Linked DNA regions of Mus musculus: region 1 is linked to region 2. The links are chromatin contacts, found by Hi-C or POLR2A ChIA-PET in ENCODE. All regions are on one chromosome and are shown on one strand. Each heading gives the region's core, a stretch centred on a gene start or an enhancer-like site at or near the end of the contact. The rest is flanking DNA. Distances are from core to core; before and after follow the strand shown. Region 1 holds the start of Ston1 (stonin 1). Region 2 holds the start of Ppp1r21 (protein phosphatase 1, regulatory subunit 21).

Region 1 (5,225 bases), core at 1,157-3,656, 96 kb before region 2:
TCCAGTTAGGCCCAGAAATATGGCAGGACACCAAGATCCTATCTAGGGCATAGAAATTTTATTATGGCAGAAATTTCTAGAAACCCGTTTTTGATATTTAAGACTCCTCAGGGAGATGTTTGCTTCTCTGTAAAACAACAGTTTCTTCACAGTAGCCAGTCTCATAGCGGCTTTGGGACGACTGAACTTGAGAGCAAGTTAAAAGTAGCTGTGTTTGGCTATTCACATCAGGAAAAACGGGGCTGCAGGAAACCATGACACAAGCCTTTTCCCCTTCAACAAATCTATCAAGTGCATTCAGAATCTGCTAAGAGTTTAACCCCCTCCAAATTAGGGGATCTCCACAGCAATTACCCCTACCCTGTTCTAAAGGGTGGGCTAGAAACAGAATAGGCTACAGCAAAGCTAAAAAAAAAAAAGATACATTATTCTTTCTGCCAGTTAAGAAATCAAACTCTTGTACTACAGAGATAACCACAAATAAGGAGATGGCTCAGTGGGAAAAGTGCTCACCATGCAAGCATAAGGTCCTGAGTTTGAATCCCCAGAACACAAATAAAGCCAGGCACAGCAGAAAGGAGAGAGACAGAGAGAGACAGAGACAGAGACAGAAAGAGACAGAGACAGAAAGAGACAGAGACAGAAAGAGACAGAGACAGAGACAAAAAGAGACAGAGACCGAAAGAGACAGAGACAGAAAGAGACAGAGACAGAAAGAGACAGAGACAGAGAAACAGAGAGAGACACAGAGAGAGATAGAGAGAGTAAGTGTGGGTGCGTGTGTGTGTGTGTCTGTGTGTGTGTGTGTGTGTGTGTGTGTATGTGTGTGTGTGTTCCCAGCATGCCTATGGCCAGTGGAAGCTCAATAATCAGCTAACACGGCCTGGTATACACAGAAGCAAATGAGAGACCCTACCTCAAACTGGGTGGAAGTCGAGGACCACCCAGGTTATTCTCCAGCCTCCACACTTAAAACAGGGCACTGACACCAGCACTCACATAGATAAACATGTAGGCATGCACACATGCACCATACATACAACCCACACACAAGATAAAAGCAACAATACCTTACCTTCAACAATAACATTATCACATGCCTTGCAGGTTCGAAGCTCTACTATGAAACATCATCTCTAAGACTATCCCAGGATAAACTTTCAAGTCAGAGGGAAACACTGCCTGTTCTTTCAGTCAGCTTTATCAAGCAGAGATCCTGTCTCATTTGTAAAGACATTTTCTACTTTTTCTACAAAAATCCGGCAAAAAGTACAGAACTCCATACATTGTTGATAAAATAACCTCAAGTGGACTTTTCTCCTTTTTCTAAAAGCTCTAAGCACACACACACACACACACACACACACACACATGCAGTTCAAAGAGTCATTGAATTTTAGCATTAAGAAGAAAGTGCGACTAACAAAACATTTACCAACAACTCTTGTCTAACAGCTGCACATAGGTCTCGTCTTGTTTAACACCCGGCGCTTCAGAGGAGTCAGAGAGGTTAAACTACTTGCCAAAAGTCACGCAGCTCGCAAGAGGCAGAACCTGGCTGAAACCAGGTCTGTTAGATGCCAAAGTCCAATACTCCCAAGATCCCTTTGACCTCCTGGCAGGGAGGTTGTCACTGCCACACCCTTCCTCAAGGAAACAGCTCCCAGCTGCCGAGGTCCCTCCCTAGAGCCAGGAACTAAAGAAGGGTGAGCCTGGAAAGAGTTTGTTTCTCACCTACCACAGGTGTCTTGGACCAACAAGCTTTAGGAAAGGCAAACTCTGGGACAGACACCCCTGCAACACCCCAACCCCCAACCCCAAGAGTCCAGCCACGATCAGGCTAGGCTCACTTCTGAGACTACCTTTATTAACTCAGGCCAACCTGCTTCCTGTCCCTACTTGACTGGCCCTTCAGAGCAGTCTTGGTGCACCAATTGCCCAAATTCTATCTTGCTCCTTACACAGTCCTTCCGTCCCCTCCGCACGGCCCAGGGTCCCTCTATTCTGCTGTTCTTTGCCCTCAGCTCTTCTAGCCCAGCTTCCTTTTCCTTGGCCTTTCCTCAGAAACCATTCAAGGAAGGAATGTACAAAGCTCTACCATCTCCTGAAGATTGTTGAAATCCGACTCGGGGGCCTTCAGCTGGTAAAGCCACATTCCGGATCATTTGTGGCTTTGTCTCCACGTCACTGCCGGTGTGTGGAGAGGAACAGACTCCTTTTACATGGTCCCTAATGTATACTCCTCCATACATTCCAGATGTTGGGGGAGGACAGACGCTGAAGCCGTCCATCCCTGGAAGCTATCAGCTGTACCCCATTGTCATGGTCAGGCAGACTCCCGCTTCAGCCTCTGGGCTCTTACCAAGGCTGAACTTCTCTGACTCTGGCTTTTTGCTCTGTAACAATGCTGAACAATCTAAAGAAAGAATGTCTTAGGGTCAATATCCGCTTGGCTTCATTGGCTGCCCTCCCAAATAAGGAACTCTCAGATTCCTGCATTCCAGACTCCTCCAAAGCTACTTTGTAACCAGATGGACCCTGGCTGCCTCAGTGAAGCCTCTCCTGTGTGCTCTGGGAGGGCTGGGACCCTCAGGGTTGGTACTCAGGAAGCCAAGCCCACAGTGAGGGCATTATGAAGAATTCCCCGCCCCCCCCCCTCAAAAAAAATTTGCTGTGATGGTGTGGTGACCAGTCCCAGGGAAGTTTTCCCTTGAAGAGTTTGAAACGAAAACAAAAGGAGCATGTGCGCGCCTTGCCCCCATCTAGGTCACTCCAAGGCCAAGGCAGCACGGGCCGTTTTATGAGCACATATGTTGCGCACCCCATACTATTCAATCACAGATGTGCAATATTTTATTCATGTGACAGGAAATACCATTTGCACAATATTAAACCACAGCCTAGTCTCCCAGCCTCAAAAATTATCAGCTTTGGTCTCAGCTCCATTCCCCAGCCCATCCCTCCCTTGTGGCCATTAGCCTCCCCATTTCCCAACTCTCTTCTAAAGCTTTTTCCTTATCTGTCCACTTCCTCGGTTTGGAGAGTAGTGACAGATGCTCTCTGACCAGACTCCTACCAAGTTCAAAGCCTGCTTCTAAAAGCGTCCCACCAACTGCCCATCAAGACCTGAGAGAATGTGAACAGTGTTTAAGTTTGCATCCTCATTTTAGGATGGCATAGCCTGCACACCCTTCACAGTGCCTGCCTGAGAAAACTCGGGGCTACCTAAAAACTGTGTGTATACACCAGCTCTGGAGACGGGGCCCTGGGCTCCAGGGGAGAGCAGGAGCTGACTCTGATGAAGCTAGAATATAACGATTCAAGGCTTCTATCGACCACCCGCTCCTGCTTTGTCAAGTCCAGCCTCCACTGCGCAAGTTCATCCTCCACTGCGCAAGTCCAGCCTCCACTGCGCAAGTCCAGCCTCCACTGCGCAAGTCCAGCCTCCACTGCGCAAGTCCACACTGAGCGGAGGGTAGCCGAGCTGGTGCTATCGTTCCCTTGCTCTGGTTACAGTCTCTTCTTCCTTCCCCTCACATGTGAGCAGAGAGCAAACCAAACTGCCCCCAAGAAGGGTCTTCACAGGAACAAAACTTTGGAGTTGGGTAGGGCATTATGATTTTAAATGGTATTGTTTGGGGAGGGGGAGGGGAGCTTGTCTGTTTGCTGTTGTATTGTTATCCTGATTCGTTGTGGTGCCAGGGGTAGAACTCATAACCCTACCTATGCTATGTTGGGTTGTACCCTCAGCCTTAAATTTTTATGTCTCACATCCTGACATTTGAAGAGATACTCAGCACTATCATACACACTACAGAAACTTGCAAAATGGAAGCCCGGAGCCTCAGTTTCTTATCTGTCCAATGGTAACATGAATATTTACTTCCCAAGACCAGCGTGGTTGCTCACCTCCATAAATCTTAGCCCCTAAGAGGGCTAAGATTAATCTAAGCCCAAGGCAACCCTGTATCCTGCACTACACACGGTGAGCTCCCTGGGTTAACCTGCACTACACACAGTGAGCTCCCTGGGTTAACCTGCACTACACACGGTGAGCCCCCTGGGTTAACCTGCACTACACACGGTGAGCTCCCTGGGTTAACCTGCACTACACACGGTGAGCTCCCTGGGTTAACCTGCACTACACATGGTGAGCTCCCTACGTTAACCTGTATAGACTGAGACCATCTTTTAAAACTGAAGTAAATGAGCAGACAAATGAATTTTTACCCCATGTCAATTGCCTCACAGTAAATACCCTTATAGGTTTTCCTTCCTTCCTCCCTCCCTGCGTCCCCTCTGTCCTTAGCCTATAGAACACACTGGATCTTATAGTGAGGAGGAAGGAAGCCCCATCTGCAACAGTCTCTGCTCGGCCTAACTCAGGGCCACGCCCTACCCCTGTACTTTCTGGGTTGCTTACCCCTGTTGCTTGAATCCCCCTCAGGGCCATTTCTTCATTGTTGGCTAAATGTTTGCGTACCCACAAAATTCATACATTGAAACTCTAATTTCAATGTGATAGTATTTGAAGATAGGGCCTCTGGAAGGTGACTAGGTAATGTAGGCAGAGTACTTAGGAATGGATGATGTAAAAGAAGAGAACAGAGAGGAGGGGGAGGGGAGAGTGGAAAACCAGCTGTCTGTGATGGATGAACAATCTTCATTGTCAACTTAACTGGACTACAATTGCCACGGAAACATGCCTCTTGATGTGCTATTAAGAGTATTTCTAGAAATTTTTCAGTGAAGAAGAAAGACCTGCCATAGATGTGGGTGCTTGGTGGACAGCATGCAAGAGGAGCTGCAGTGAGCAAGTTAGGTCCCTGCAGTGGGCTCCCTGGAGACAGCCTGTTGCCTCACTCTCTGTGATGGGTGCACTATGGCGAGGCATGGTCCCAAAGACTTAGTCCCAAGATCACTTCTTGCTACTGGTGTACTTTCTCATGTTTGTTATTACCACGCTCCTCGTTTATGTGACTTGGTGTGAATGGACACTGGGAGACCCTCACTGCCTATAGCCTTCTGTGATTACTTCCTGGGTGATAGCCCACCCTATTGGGCACATTTCCTGTAGATAAAGATGAAGATAAGCTTTCATTAATTAATGCTGTTTAGATGAATTAATGACTTTATAGAAACCCTGATTTGATTCAAATAATTTTAGAAATAAAGTTTAAGGAGATGGTTTTAGTTGTTTTGCCAGAAAGGTGTAATAAAGTTAG
Region 2 (5,276 bases), core at 478-2,977:
CTCCTCTGAGCTGCGCTGACCATCACTTGCTACACTGTATCATAATTGCAGGCCACGCTAATTTAAGGGTCTATTAAAGGTGATTGTGCAGCTTGAACTCCGGCTTTCTCAACTGAGCCTGGCACACTGCTTGCGGGGTGCACATATAACATGAGTTTGTTGAACACATTAACATACCCAAAAGAATAAAACCTTTCCATGCCTTTCATTACTTTAGGAGGTGATATAATTATTCCCGCAACACGGCCACTGCTCTGAGCCCTTCTGGAACTCTACTCACTGGCCATTTGGAACCAAACTTTCAAAGTTATTTACCCTCCAGAGATGGAAATCGGGCCCCTTACTTTATATGCATGAAACATTTTCAACCAAAAATAGTAGTGGCAAATTTGGGCACTGCCATCCTCCACCCACCCTCCTTCGTTATATGGAACTGTTCCAAACAAGGGAATCCTCCCCCAAAAGACAATGCACTATCTCAGGCGCTGAGCCACAGAAGTCTACGAGGATTTCAGACGGAACTACAAAGGGAGTGGACAAGGTGAGTGATAAGCTGAATGCCATCAAGGCTCCCATCTGATGCTGAGGACTTAAGGGTGCACGCTTAGGTGCCAGTATCATTTCTTTATATTTCACTTTACCTTCCCAAATACAAGCTTAATAAAATCATAAAGGGGGATGTCGTACACTTGGGTTTTTTTTTTTTTCAAATTAGAAAAAGGGCGAAATCTTTTCATTGCTTCTGTGAATGCCAAGATAATTGGAAATTAAACACGACTACCGAATCCTTTTCAAAGGCGTGAGATTCTGCTTTAATAACTTCATTAGAATATTCTTCAGGCAGAAAACCCTACCCAGAAACTGCACCACCCTTGTCCAAGAAAAAGGTTTCACCATTTGAAAGACTGACACTTCAGAAGGCCGGGTCCCTGTTTTGCATAATTCTGTATTTAAGGAGAACCTGCGGTGTGCACTGCCCCATTCCACGGAAGGAAGGTGCAAGAGAAAAAGACATCAGCCCCACCACCCAAGCTGTCAAAATCAGTGGCGACAACATCTGTATTCCAAAGCACCCATCCCAATGAGGCCGTTTACGCTCCCAAACTGATGTGGTGGCAAATAAGTCGTTTTAACTTTAAAAGCATCTCCTCGCGAAAAGGAGATGGTGATTTCCCCATCATCGGGCGAACTGAGAAAGCAGAGAGCATAGGGTGGTCCCTCATTCCTCCCTTCCCCTCAGGCTAGCACCAAGAGCTGTGCCTTGGATTTCTGTCATTCCATTTCTAAGCCTGCTGGTCCAGCGAGAAGGAAGACTCAAACTCCAGCTCCTTTCTGCAGAGACGCACACGGACCCAGACACCGCCCGGCCCTATCTCCATGGAGCTGCAGGTGGAGGCATCGTAATGGTGGAAGCAGGAGGTGGAGAGGAGAGGAGGAGCCCTCTGCATCCCCCCCACCATCCCAAATCGCTGCCACGGCCAGCTGAGGCCTCCGGGCCAGAAACCCCTGTCTCCCCCACCCACGATGGGTACCTTCGAGTACTCCTGAGCCAGCTTCTGGTACTTCCCCTGCAACTCTGCGGAGGCCATGGCCTCCCCCGCCCCGTCCAGGCCTGGCCGCCCGGGCTGCCGAGCCCCGCCCCCCGCCCCCAACCCCACACTTGCTCCTCCCGGGCAGGGCTCAGCCAGCTTCTGCAGCACCGCCGCCGCCGCCGCGCCTCCTCCTCCTCCACTTCCGGGTTTCCAGGCGGGAGGGAGGAGGAGCGGGACCAGAGGCGGGGCGACCACCGGGGGCGGGGCGACGTCTTGACATCACCGCCCCGCCCTCTGGTGCTCCGGTTCGCGCATGTGCGGCCCGACGGACCCGCCTGTGCGGTGCTTTTGCCCCTCCTGAGACCCTAGACGCCATGTTGGAAGAGGCGGGAAGATGGCGACCCGTTTCCGGGCGAGCCAGAATCAAGCGGGAGGAGAATGAGTGCCTACGGAATGGATGGAACACCGAAGGGAGAGACAGAGGATGCAAGGAGAAGCATTCTAAGAACATCAAGAATTCTGGCTACCCAGTCCCCTAGTCGCCATAGCAACCGCCTAGCGTCAGTCGCTTGCTTCTTGGAAGCTTGTTTTCCGCCTTCTCATTCATTATCTGGATACCCAGACTTGTGCTACACTGTAAACCGTCCAACCTAGCACATATTTATACCGTTTGCCCTTCTCCCCTTCTCAGATCAGAAAACCTTCATTGTCTTCTGTGTTTTGTCATTGACCTTTCTCTACTCAAATGCCACATGCCCGCCCCTGACCCTTATTCATCTATCAGAACATTTTAAGCCGTAAAAGAACATACAGTTTCTGAAAATTTCTACCACGCATTGAGATGTAAAGACCATTAATGTTTTGTTTTGTTTTTAAAAAAAAAACGGCTAGACTAGATATCTTGAGATACCTTATGATGAAAAACTGCTCCTTTTCATTTAAAATATTTTTGACAGTTCTGTTGAGGATTAATGTAGGTATAGCATTGAAGTATTTCTTGTTAGAATAATATGAATGAAGAAAGATATGTGTTTCTTGAGACATAATATGACAGTTGAAACTAATGAACTACATTTGTACACAAACACATACATATGAACATTATGCTAAATAAGTCAATTGCACTGGGTGCAGCTGTATAAACCTTTAATCTCAGTACTTAGAAGGCAGACAGGCAAATGGATCTCTACTGGTTTACATATTAAGTTTCAGGCCAGCCAGTGAAACTCTGTCTTTAAAAAAAAAATAGTGAATTGTAATATACTATAAATAATCTTAAAAATTATGAAGTGGAAGTAGCCAGACATGTTTAGTCATACCAGCAGTCCTAGCATTTGGGAGGCTGAGGCATGAGGAAGTCAAGTTTGAGAGCAGTCTGGACTACACACACACAGTATGTACTGTGTGTGTGTGTGTGTGTGTGTGTGTATAATCTCCATAATATGTGAAGTAACATTATTCCGATTTTTATTTTATTTAATGTATATGAGTACACTGTAGCTGTACAGATGGTTGTGAGCCTTCTTGTGGTTGTTGCAAATTGAATTTTTAGGACCTCTGCTCACTCCAGCTGGCCTGGCTCACTCAGTCCCTGCTTGCTCAGGCCCAAAGATTTATTTATTATTATATGTAAGTACACTGTAGCTGACTTCAGAAGCACCAGAAGAGGGCACCAGATCTCATTACAGATGGTTGTGAGCCACCATGTGGTTGCTGGGATTTGAACTCAGGACCTTAGGATCAGTGCTCTTACCTACTGAGCCATCTGGTTTTTTTCTTTTTCTTTTTCTTTTTTTTCTGAGACAGGGTTTCTCTGTGTAGCCCTGGCTGTCCTGGAACTCACTTTGTAGACCAGGCTGGCCTCGAACTCAGAAATCTGCCTGCTTCTGCCTCCCAAGTGCTGGGATCAAAGGCGTGTGCCACCACTGCCCGGCCCAACATTATTCTTAAACACATGAATATGTAGTAAAAACACAGAGACAACTAGAACACTGGTTGTTCGGTGCCTCTAGCAGAAAAAGAAGGAAATGAAACAGGACAGAGGAGCATCAACTTGATTTCTCTAGGTTTTTTAAAGTAAATATTATTACCTTTATTATGGAGGAAACGCATCTAGGAAGGCTAAGTCAGCCCTGTGGATTATTTAGAGGTATAATTAAAGTGAAAGCTGTGCTAGCTAGCTTCTCTTTTATCTGGGAGCAATCCAGGAGTTGTTCAGCAAAGAGCTCAGCCTGTATCGTTTCCTGTACAAACTAAAACTGTACACTTTACACTTGCTAATAAATAAGTACTGCCATCCAAACTTCCAGAATAACCGTTCCTGAGAGGAGTGTTAGTTCCCTGTAGCACCACCAAGTGGCAGAATTAAATGGTGTAATCCATTTCCATGGTTTGAATAGGAATGGAAATTTTTTTTATTGTTTTAAAAATGTCATTCCAGAAAATAACATTCCAAAGAAAAACATACAACTTTAGCAAGAGAGTCTGTATGAATTCATATTACTGAATTTAGAAATTTATTTTGACTGGCTGGCTGTTTGATCAGACACATTGTTTTAAAACCCTAGTTGGTAAATAAGAGTAAATTAAAATTAAGATTCTCATTCTCAACTAGTATTAAAAAGGCCAGCCACAAAGGGGAAGAAGGTAATAGCAGCATACAAACCCTACAGCAGGCTCTTGTCCAAATCTGTAAAGAACTCCCAAATATCAATTTTTTTAAAAAGGCCATATCTACATGTTTTACTATTTCAAAGGGTGACTGAGGCATGGGAAAAAGTTAATTGGCAGGTGGGCTTTAATAACCCATAGTTTTGGTGGGGGGGGGAACTCTAGATTATTGAGATTGAAATATTGTGAGGATTGAATTTAAATATTCTGACTGGCAAGATGGCTCAGACAGCGCCTGCCATAGAGACTGACGACTGATTTCAGTCCCAGGATACACATGGTAGGAGATAGCTGACTCCTGCAAGGTGACCTTGGACTTCTGCACATAAGCTATGGCACACACATGCACACATACACACACACACACACACACACACACTAAAATCTTAAATAGGCAAAATTCAATACCATCCTGTCAATTGTTGGTTATCAAACCTAATGAGGGCACAGATCTCTAGAAATTCATAGAAATGGAACAAAAGCTGGTTGTTGCTGACTCTGACATGCTGTGTTCAAGGTCAGTATTCATTATCTGCAAAATGAATCTGCAAATTTGCATAAAATGTGTGTGTAACTCAAATACAACACTCACTAGAGCATCTGCAAGCAGGCAGAGTAGCAAAGATCTGACTGACCCAAAGCCTATATTCCCAACTGACATCCCGCAAGATGATACTAAGTGAATGCTTTGCATTATTTTGTTGAAAAGTTTGCTATTTCAAATGGCCCCAAGCACAATGATGAAGCCTGTTCTAGCCCTAGACAATGTTCCTTAAGGCAAAAAGGGCTAGTTTTAGCTTTATGAAGATCAACGTGTATGACAAAAGTTGTGAGGCTTTAGTCCAGGATGTTAAGTGAATATGGTGAGCACTTTGGAGGCTAAAACAGGAGAATCTCTGTGAGTTTGAGGCCAACCTGGTTTACTTACTGAGTTCTAGGACAGCCTCAACTACATAGAGAGACCTTGCCTCAAAGAAAGAAAGAAAGAAAGAAAGAAAGGAGGGAGGGAGGGAGGGAGGGAGGGAGGGAGGGAGGGAGGGAGGGAGGGGAGGGGAGGGGGGGAAGCAGAGAGCT

The links. Hi-C counts contacts between places; a loop is a spot of excess contacts on that map. ChIA-PET counts read pairs that join two places held with the same protein, here RNA polymerase II (POLR2A).
Region 1: POLR2A ChIA-PET joins it to region 2 with 49 read pairs in Patski. The contact joins the promoter of Ston1 here to the promoter of Ppp1r21 in region 2. A Hi-C loop is called at or near these places in 7 of 37 maps with a recorded cell type or tissue (CH12.LX, Patski, T-helper 1 cell and 4 more). POLR2A ChIA-PET finds 5 or more read pairs at or near these places in 1 of 5 experiments (Patski).

What each region holds. Positions count from the first base shown.
Region 1 is chr17:88,623,736-88,628,960 of GRCm38, reverse strand. It overlaps Ston1 (stonin 1), which reads right to left and starts at 2,406. Exons shown (of 4, transcript NM_029858.2): 1 at 2,099-2,406. It overlaps Gm31704 (predicted gene, 31704), which reads left to right and starts at 3,462. Exons shown (of 3, transcript NR_166677.1): 1 at 3,462-3,605.
Region 2 is chr17:88,526,575-88,531,850 of GRCm38, reverse strand. Ppp1r21 (protein phosphatase 1, regulatory subunit 21) reads right to left here and starts at 1,727. Exons shown (of 22, transcript NM_028658.4): 1 at 1,533-1,727. The coding sequence starts at 1,589.